Regions from separate parts of the Mus musculus genome. Here region 2 is linked to region 1. The links are chromatin loops, found by intact Hi-C in ENCODE. Cell type or tissue: left cerebral cortex. All regions are shown on one strand. Links, peaks and the distances in the headings refer to the core of each region. The heading gives the core; the rest is flanking DNA. Region 1 overlaps Cpq (carboxypeptidase Q). Region 2 holds the start of Tspyl5 (testis-specific protein, Y-encoded-like 5).

The links. Peaks named below come from ENCODE experiments on the same cell type or tissue, not always from the same donor. Only the 100,000 strongest peaks of a DNase experiment are listed, where the experiment ranks them.
Region 2: a loop joins it to region 1, with 6 times the contacts of the local background. A loop is called at or near these places in 2 of 42 quality-filtered maps.

The regions. Positions count from the first base shown.
Region 1 is chr15:33,537,865-33,543,242 of GRCm38, forward strand. All of the region lies in intron 7 of Cpq (carboxypeptidase Q), which reads left to right. Among named protein-coding and RNA genes, the nearest start is that of 4930592A05Rik, 110 kb to the right of the region's middle. In left cerebral cortex, for the core only: no CTCF peak of the experiment used is centred there; a DNase peak (open chromatin) is centred at 2,544.
Region 2 is chr15:33,684,955-33,690,332 of GRCm38, forward strand. It overlaps Tspyl5 (testis-specific protein, Y-encoded-like 5), which reads right to left and starts at 2,929. Exons shown (of 1, transcript NM_001085421.1): 1 at 1-2,929. The coding sequence starts at 2,843. The coding sequence ends at 1,623. In left cerebral cortex, for the core only: no CTCF peak of the experiment used is centred there; DNase peaks (open chromatin) are centred at 2,436, 2,931 and 3,515; H3K4me3 peaks cover 1,886 bases; H3K27ac peaks cover 1,900 bases.

The DNA.
Region 1 (5,378 bases), core at 78-5,077:
GAGTGGTGGCACAAGCCTGAAAGATAACAGCTTGGTTCCTGTGGTTTCAAGGCTAGCCTTGTGGGTTTCAGGCTGTCCTGTGTGTTGTGATCCTATATGAACAAATATGCTTGTAATCCTTCCTCTTTAAAAACAAACAAATGAAACTAAAGAACTAAAAGAACTAGGCAGATAATACAGGCAGATGCTGCCTGATTCTTTAGTGCTAGTGCAGCTTACTAAGAGGCTTGAGGCTTCCTTTGTACCTTACTACAGCTGAAAATGGCTTTATGGGTCTTTTAAATAAGATTTTAGTGAGGACCCAATTGAAAGCCATGATTTGATATTGTAAATCTGAATTTACTATGAACTACTTATTCATAATTTTCTTATATGGTATTTTCATCCCATAGACATCAGATGGGTTCCAAAATTCATTTGGTGATTCTTCTTAGATGCCATGATGCAGTGGCATAAAACATAAAACTGTGACTGCAGCTTCTTCATCATTGAATGCTGAAATACCCTCTCCTCTTCCATACTACCAGAAGAACAGAATATTTCTTTCATTAATAATAATTTCCCTGTTCAAGGCCATGCCCATGAGAAGTGTCTGACCTGAATGCTAATGAAGGTCACAGAAAAAAATGCATGGGTTATACACTGGCAGAAAGTGGAGGGGTTGCATTTGTGCACAGTGGCAAGTTTGTTTCTTTAATTTATATGTGTGAATACATATGTTTATAAAATTGGGAGAGTTAAGGCTAAGCCCTTTGGTCACTGGGGGTGCCTACAGAACAGAAAACCTCCATGCTGTCCTTGACACACTAGGAAGCAAGTAGAACTCCCAAGCAATTAATTCTTGACTTCTGCCCATTTCTCTGCCAGGGATGGACTATACAAAGTTGAAAAAGTTAGCCTTGGCTCTCAATCATACACCAACACACTTATATTTTTTCTTCCAATTTTATTAGGTATTTTCTTCATTTACATTTCAAATGCTATCCCGAAAGTCCCCTATACCTTCCCCCCGCCACCGCTCCCCTACCCATCCACTCCCACTTCTTGGCCCTGGTGTTCTCTTGTACTGGGGCATATAAAGTTTGCAAGACCAAGTGGCCTCTCTTCCCAATGATGGCTGACTAGGCCATCTTCTGCTATATATGCAGCTAGAGACATGAGCTCTAGGGGTGCTGGTTAGTTCATATTGTTGTTCCACCTATAGGGTTGCAGACCCCTTCAGCTCCTTGGGTACTTTCTCTAGCTCCTCCATTGTGGGCCCGGTGTTCCATCCAATAGCTGACTGTGAGCATCCACTTCTGTGTTTGCCAGGCACTGGCATAGCCTCACAAGAGACAGCTATATCAGGGTCCTTTCAGCAAAATCTTGCTGGCATATGCAATAGTGTCTGCATTTGGTGGCTGATTATGGGATGGATCCCCAGGTGCAGCAGTCTCTGGATGGTCCTTCCTTTTGTCTCAGCTCCAAACTTTGTCTCTGTAACTCCTTCCCTGGGTATTTTGTCCCTTAACGGAGAAATGGATACAGAAAATGTGGTACACTTACACAATGGAGTACTACTCAGCTATTAAAAACAATGAATTTATGAAATTCCTAGGCAAATGGATGGATCTGGAGGGTATCATCCTGAGTGAGGTAACCCAATCACAAAAGAACTCACATGATATGTACTCACTGACAAGGGGATATTAGCCCAGAAACTTAGAATACCCAAGATACAATTTGCAAAACACATGAAGCTCAAGAAGAACGAAGACCAAAGTGCAGATACTTCACCCCTTCTTAGAATTGGGAAGGGAACCAACACACTTATTGTGTTGAGATTCTACTGTGGGCCAAAGGCTAAAGATACCTTGGTATTATAATTTGAATGTGAAATGTCCCCTACAAGCTTTTTTGTTTGAACATGTGGTTCCATGATGGTGGTGCTATAATATGATGTTTTGGAACTTTGAGGATACAGAACTTACTTGGTAGATGTACATCATAGGAAAAGATCGTGGATTATGTATCTCAGCTTTCCTTGTGGTCTAAACTCTACTTCCTGACCAGTGCCATGTAATAACAGAAACAGGGGCTCACATGGAAGAGTGACAACAGTCTTGACAGAAGGTTTATGGAACTTGGACTGGGACACAGCAACAGCTGAAGGAGTTGAAAGTGACTATGTTTTGAATTTTCTTTGTTTGTAGAGATGATAGGGTCCTGATCAATGGGAAAAAATATTTAGTTACTCCAAATTGGCCATGTAATTATGAACCGAGACCAGTGAACCAAGATAACCATTACTGTTTCAAATCTAAGTTGATTCTTATTATCAATTTAATTTCTACATGTATCACAAGTCATTGTTAGTAACTTTTACTCATGGTTGTATAGCCACTTGGATGATTTCTCTATGAAGAAGTTAAGGCACAGAGAGACAGTACTACTCAAAGATAAACAGCTGTTGAGTGGGAGAAATGGTTCCTCTCCTCTTTGGCTCCACCAAGCAGCTCCCACTGGCCTTTCAAATGTAGAAGCTTGGGAGTACCCGGAAAAGAACTGCAATTTTTTGAAGGCTTGAAGGAATTATTTTCATCTTTAGTAAAAATGACTGAAATAACTGAAGAGATGACTCAGAAGCAAACAGCACCCCCCCTTTAAGCACCAACCATGTGATTTCTTTCCAGATACTGAAATCTATGGTTCTTGTATCTTTTGTCAGCATACTTGCTGAACAGTCAAGTGATTTCAATAAATACCTATGTATTGCAGTAAATTGTTAAAGTCTGCTCTATGCTCCTGTTGGAGGCTCCTCTAAATCCTCCCAAATGTTTTGGATTCATGAATGAAAGACACACACACACACAAACACACACACACACATATACACCGCTTATTTTTAATATGCCTTAACGTGCTCAATGGTTATTCCTCTGATATTCCTGAGTTAATGCTTATTAAATCTATATTTTATCTTTGTTGCCCTTGGACCCTTCTGGGCAGCCCTTCTGGGGCCACTTTCCTCCTTGCACCTATATTTCATCCGTCTCTCCCTCCTGTGCCTTCCCAGCATGGTCTGCCTATGCCCTTTTCTTGGAGGACTCCCTTCTTCCTCCTCTCTTGTGTTTCTTGCCTGGGCATCCTAAAAGTCCTGCCTCTGTCTACCAGCCCAGCCATTGGCTGCTGGCAACTTTATTTCCCAACTGGGGCAGAGCCAACTGGGGGCAGGTTTTTGGGTAACATATTAGCATAAGAACACAAGCCACTATACCTGGGTGCCCCTATACACTGCCAAGTTATTCCCTGAATAGAAGGATGAGAATTGGGGACAGATGGGATTAAAACACATCCCCATTCATAACATCTCTTAAGATCAATGGACTCAATTCTCTAATGAAGTGACATAGACTAACAGACTGGATACATAAACAGGACACAGCATTTTGCTGCATACAGGAAACCCACCTCAGTGACAAAGACAGACACTACCTCAGAGTGAAAGGCTGAAAAAAAAAAAAAAAAAAAAAAAAACCTTTGTAAGCAAATGGTCCCAAGAAACAAGCTCAAGTAGACATTCTAACATCAAATAACATCGACTTTCAACCAGAAGTTATCAAAAAAGATAAGGAAGGACACTCCATACTCAATAAAGGAAAAATCTACCATGATGAACTCTCAATTCTGAACATCTATGCTCCAAATGCAAGGGCACCTACATTCATAAAAAAATAAAAAATAAATAAATAAAATAACAAAAACAAAAACAAAACAAAACAACAACAACAAAAACTTTACTAAAACTCAAAGCACACATTGCACCTCACATAATAATAGTGGGAAACTCCAACAACAAACTCTCAACAATGGACACATCATTGAAACAGAAATTAAACAGAGCAATAGTGAAACTAACACAAGTTATGAACAAAATGAGTTTAACAGATATGTATAGAGCATTTCATCCTAAAACAAAAGCATATACCTTCTTCTCAGCACCTCATAATACCTTCTCCAAAACTGACCATATGATCACTTACAAAATAAGCCTCAACAGATGTAAGAAGATTGATATAATCCCATATACCCTATCAGATCACCATGGACTAAGGCTGGTCTTCAATAACAACAAAAACAATAGAAAACCCACACATGGAGCTGAACAATGTTCTACTCAACTATATCTTGGTCAAAGAAGAAATAATGCAAGAAATTAAAGACATTTTAGAATGTAATGAAAATGAAGCCACAACATACCCAAACTTATGGGACACAATGAAAACAATGCTAACATGAAAATTCATAGCTATGAGTGTCTCTAAAAGGAAACTGGAGAGAGCATACACTAGCAGCTTGGCAGCACACCTGAGAGCTATAAAACATAAAGAAGCAAGTATACCCAAGAGGAGTAGACAGCAGAAAATAATCAAATTCAGAGCTGAAATCAACCAAGTAGAGTCAAAGAACAAAAAATTTTACTAAGAATCAACAAAACCAGGAGCAGTTCTTTAAGAACATCAACAAGATAAATATACCTTTAGCCAGAGTAACCAGACAGCACAGAATTGTATCTAAATTAACAAAATCAGAAATGAAAAGGGAGACATAACAACAGAAAATGAGGAAATTTTAAAAAAAAATCATCAGATTCTACTACAAAAGCCTATATTCAACAAAACTGGAAATTCTAGATGAAATGGCCAATTTTCTAGACAGATACCAGATAGTTAAATCAGGATCAGATAAAACATCTGAACAGTCCCACAACCCCAAAAGAAATAGAAGCAGTCATTAATAGTCTCCCTTCTAAAATAAGCCCATTACTAAATGGGTTTAGTGCAAAATTCTATCAGACCTTTGAAGAAGACCTTATACCAATACTCTTCAAACTTTTCCACAAAATAAAAACATAAGGAACACTATGCAATTCATCCTACAAAGCCACAATTATGCTTATACCTAAACCACACAAAGAACCAACAAAGAAAGAGATCTTCAGACCAATTTCCGTTATGAATATTGATACAAAAATACTCAATAAAATTCTCACAGACCAAATCCAAGAACACATCAAAATGATCATCCATCATGATCAAGTATGCTTCATTCCTGGGATGCAGGGATGTTTCAATCTATGGAAATCCATGAATGTAATCACTATATAAACAAATTCAAAGAAAAAAACTACATTCATATCCCATTAGATGCTGAAAAATGCATTTGACAAAATTTAATACCCCTTCATGGTAAAAGATTTGAAAGGAACAGAGATATATGGCCCATACCTAAACATAGGAAAAGCAATCAATATATAGCAATCCAATAGCCAACATCAAACTAAATGAAGACAAACTTGAAGCTAAATCTAAAATCAGGGACTAAACTAAACTAAAATC
Region 2 (5,378 bases), core at 107-5,106, 150 kb after region 1:
CCAGCATGGGGGCTGGCTTACAGAGTTCTACTTTCCAAAGAAGATAAGTCAGAACACAGACAAACTTTGGTAGAGATGGTCCAGCTCAGCCTGCACACTTACCAGAAATATCTAGAACAGGTTCTGCCTGTCCTGTCCCCAGTAACACCTTGGGATTCTTCCATAGTGAGTACATTTGGGCTAAGAAACAAAGATAGCAAAGCACTACTGAGTGGGAAAGCTGGGGGCTGGGGACCCCAGTGGCATAGGCTATCAAATGAGACAAAAGGAAGAAGCCCCTGGGACTTAAAAAGAAACAGACAGAAGACACAAGAGACCACAACACTGCTGCCTTAGGGTTTCTAATTCTAGCAGATGCATACAACTTTAGAACTACTGAACAAAGCCAGGATTCAGGACCTATGTCTGACCATAGACTCTCTTGAGACCTTTTGGTTTTTCTTTATCCTATCTCAGCCTACTACATGAGTGTGCAAAGGAAGCCTCTTTCTGCCTCCCTAACTGTATGTAGAAAAGTCTGGTTGATGATTTTTTTTTTGTCTGCACTGTGATGCTATTTTAAAAGGCTGGGAGAGGGTTCATAAGGAGAGTAGGAAGTCCCAAGGTAGGTTGATAGGGAAGGAGACTAAGTTGCATGAAGGTGTGACGTAAACATGGGCATAGAAATGAAAAATCTCTCTTCCTCAAAATTCCTTCTTGTCCCTTCTTAGCAAGGAATAAGGAATAAGAGAAATGGCACAGATACCCAGTTGATAAAGATGTGGTCCAAAGCTCTACCCTTCTCAGGGCTCACAACATGAGAGCAACAAGCATATGTTCACAAATGCCAGGCTGCCCACCAATCTGACAAGCAGTAGGTTTTCTAAAGTCTGGGGAAGGTGGGTTTGTAGCTCATGCATTGGGAAGGTACCTGGGTCCATAGGCAGTTCTTGAGGTCTTTGATAAGCAAGATGGAGCCAATAACACCCACCTAGCCAACAGTCAATGGACTGACTGCAGTCAGGCATAGCCAGACCATGATGAGGGTTCACTAGCAGGCTGTCTATGAGGCAAGAAGAGATGTATGATGTGAACAGAACATATTCTTGTTTTCCCTTGTCCTCATCCACACCAGTAGTCTGCTGGACCTAGGCTGAAGTGGGAAACAAAATAGGAAGAACCTTGGTTGATGTCTCCATACCCACAGAATAAAAGCACTGGCTTCATTTTGTGATAGCAATAGAAAAATCTTGCCACTGATAACATGCATGCTTAAAATGGACACAAAGCCCAGCTGACTGGCCATGAAGTAGCATAGCTTGAATATCCATCTGGACAATGACTCAGAATGTCCAGGTGAAAGGAAAGTGGGAAGAGCCAGAGCCAAGAACAGGGACTGGATAGTGTAGAGAAAGTCATATATCAGAAGTGATTGATACACAAACAGTGAGAATGTCACACATGCAACACTATTGTGACAAGGTGAGGTCATGGGGAAGCAGAGAATATTATCACAAATGTCACATTCTTGAAGATAAGTCCAAAGTGGCTACCATGTATGGTATGAACAGAAGGCAGACAACCAAACCCACGTGGTCAGCCTAACAGGTCCAGCAAGAGGTGGTAGGGAGATCTGTGTCGGATCAGTTGGGCTGCCTCACTGCAGGTGCAGGGCTCAGTTTTGCTGGACCTGGCCTTTCTTCCTTTCCTTTCTCTCCACGGGCTTCTTCACTGATCAGGTAGTACTGTAGAGGATTGGGCCACAGGTCCTCATTAATTATCTCAACAATCTTGTCAGACTCAATAGAGCTGTGATTTGAAAACCACCCAAAGAAGCTACCATTGTTTTCTGGGTTTTCCTTGCTTAGGGATTGTAGATCATGGCCTGGGAGCCACTGGATTGGAGCTGAACGAGACACCACTTGACCGGATGGACCACAGCCATATTCCTTAATGAGCACCTTGTTTTGGAAATAGGGGTTTCGGCCAAAGTAGAACTTGATTTTGTAGCCCAACCTGGCAAGGCCAAGTTCTTCCACCTCCAGTCTGTTCAAATAGCTCAATACCTCCTTATCTTTGGTATTCAGAAAAGCTGACAGCTGGGGATGGTTCTGAAAAGCTTGCCCCCAGAAGCCCGGAATGCTCTGGATGAGGAGGTTCCGGCGCTCTAAGTGGTGAAGTCGCAACTGGCCAAACTTGCGTGAAAGCCTGAGATATGCCCTGTCAGCCTGTGCATTCATGGTCTCTAGCTTTAGCTGGACCGTCTCTAGGGTATCCATGCTGCCCACTGTCGCGGGAGACCCTGCCCCAGCATGCTTCTCTGTCATCTTTTTTTCCTCCCCCACTGGAGCAGCGGCGCACAACCCCGCAGAGGCCATCTTCGGCTTCCCACTAACTGTGGCCTGAGGTCCCCTCCCCGTGGCGCTCCGAGTATCTGGGGCCTTCCTCCCGGGGACTCGCCGATTTCCAATGCGGGAGCCGCGTCGCAGCTTCGCCAAGGCTCCCACGGTTCCCACGAAGCTGGTGTCGCTGGTCAGGCGCTCGGCGAGGGAACGGGCCCTCTCCAGGTCCGGATCAGGGGCCGCCAGCCCGCGCTCGTCTGCAGCCCGAGCCCGCAACGCCAGGCCGCAGTCCAGCGGGAGGCGGCAGGCCGCCTCTTCCCGCAGCTCGGCTGGTTCGGCGCCTCCTTGAGCTGCGCCGGCCTGCACCTGCGCGGCCGCGGAGTCCTCCCCGAGCCGCGGGCTCTGTGGTGGCTTTTCGTCGTGCCAGGCGTCTTCCGCAGCGGCCCGGACCCGGGCTCTGGCCCGGCCTTTGCCCCGGCCTTTGGCGCGGGAAGACTTTCGACCCCTACTCCGTCCGCTCATGGTGCCAGAGAACAAGGTTTCAAAGCCGCTACCAGCCCAGGGTCTCTACGAAGCTGGCCTCTCCATGGCAACCGTGACGTCACCACGGCAGGACCCACTGCACCCAGTGATTGGCTCCGCTCAGCGGCTGCGTACCAGCCCACCCTCACATGCTACACGCCCTTAGTCTTATTTTGCAGTTAGAAAGTTAGTTTCCACCTGTGCTTGGCCTTGGTAGTGTTGCTGACTCATCTCCTATCATTGATAGCAAGCGTGTCCCCAGGGGTTCATAAGACAGAGCCATTGCTCCTACAGTGACATCGTAAAGGCACCCACTACCGTCTCCATCAATTTTCTAAGTATTTTTCCTCTTCTGTTATTTTCTGTGACATCTCTCATAATTAATTGGTCATCGGCATGTCTGTCTCATTACATAATTATTCTACTGTAAGATTTGTCCCAACGATTCAACTCTAGGGAATGTGAAAGCCAGAACCATAATATTTATGTAAAATGACTTAGAAAGAATAAAAAAGTAACATACAAGGCATTTTACTGAATACTAATTTTACATTATCTCTGTTCTTGAAGGAGGTATTCTTGTTCCCAGTTTCCTGATAAAATGGCAACTGAGGGCTGGTGTTAGTTACATCTCAGTGATAAAACAGTTACTCAGCATGTGGGAAGTCCTGGATTCAGTCCTTAGTGAGGAGGAGGATTCAGTCCTTAGTGAGGAGGAGGAAGAGCAGGTGGAGAGGAGAGGGATACTAAGGAACATTCTGGAGACTATACAGCGAAGGAGAAAAAGGCTTGGCCTAATTATGTTACCATGCTACCATAATCTGTTGGCCCTTTGCAAATGGCTATGGTGACTCCTAAGCTGTTCAGCATGTTAACAAATTCCAAACTCCTTGCCTAGGCACAAATCCTCCAGCTGCCTCAGGTCTACACAGAGTAACGCTGTGAATCCCAGTCCAGAGCCAGAAATAACAGGCCTGAGTCCAAGCTCCTGTAATTGGGATAGGACACACATAGAATAAAAATACCATTCTAGGAGTAGAGAAGGATTTCCAGGTGAGATTTTTGAGACAGAGGGTTTACAGGAGTAGTGAGGGAGGGAGCCCTAGAAATTTTTCATAGCCTACAGAGAATCAGCCAGAAAACCTGTCTGGCACTCCTAAAGAAACCTCATATCCTATAGCAGGGCTACAGCACCATGAGTACTGAGGGAATGCATGACAAATGTGAAGAGAAACTTTCTGAGTGGATCTTCCAGGTTCAAACACCACAACACCCTTGCAGTGAAAAACAGAGAAGTAAGCCTAGCCGTTGGGCAGGATATGGAAGCTTGCTCAAGGTGCACAAGAACTACTAGATCAGCAACTAAATGTTAACAAGCTCTCGGCCAGCTTTTATTTTTATTTATTTTAGATATTTTCTTTATTTACATTTAAAATGTTATACCCTTTCCTTGTTTCCCCCTATCCCATCCCTCCTACCCACCTGCTTACCAGCCCACCCACTCCTGCTTCCCTATTCTGGCATTGAATTCTTCCCTACACTGGGGCATTGAATTTTCACAGGACCAAGGGTCTCTCTTCCCATTGATATGCCACAGGGCCATCCTCGGCTACATATGCAGCTGGAGCCATGGGTCTGTCCATGTATACTCTTTGGTTGGTGGTTTAGTCCCTGGAAACTCTGGGGGTACTGGTTGGTTCATATTGTTGTTCCTCCTATGGGGCTGCAAACCCCTTCAGCTCCTTGGGTACTTTCCCTAGCTCCTTCATTGTGGATCCTGTGCTCAGTCCAATAGTTGGCTGAGAACATCCACCTCTGTGTTTGTCAGGCACTGGCAGAGCCTCTCAGATATATGGAGCTCCTGCCAGCAAGTACTTGTTGGAATCCACAATAGTGTCTAGATTTGGTAACTGTATATGGGATGCATCCCCAGGTGGGGCAGTCTCTGGATTGTCTTTCCTTCAGTCTCTGCTCCATACTTTATCTCTGTATCTCCCTACATGGGCATTTTGCTCCTTAGGCAGCTTTTATACACATTAAATTTTAAGTGTAGAAGCCGGGGTTGGGGAGGTTGCTCTGAAACTAAGTAATAACTGTAACTAACCAATACATGTGAGTTCTAACTTTCTCAAAAGGCCTGCAGTTGCCTGCAAAGCTCCAGCTCTGACAGGTTTCCCCTCTAACCTTCTGTCCTATGCTTTCTCCAATACTCTGGTCTCCTGCCTCAGAACCTTTATTCTGGTGCTTCCTTCAAGTGCTCAGTCTACCACATGTGGTCTGAGGCCCTATACACTTAAATTTCTCACTATTAAAGCCAACACGTGTGAAATGGTCAACTCTTTTCCATTTATGCTTTTTATTTTTTTGTCTCCCATCATACCTATCAACTTCCTACACTCTGCCAGTAGTTTGGGGGTTTTATATATAAACTTTAAAGAATACACATTTTTTTAGTTTGTGTGTGTGTGTGTGTGTGTGTGTGTGTGTGTGTGTGTGTGTGTTAGTGTAATTGTAACAGTGCAGGTGTGGAAGTCA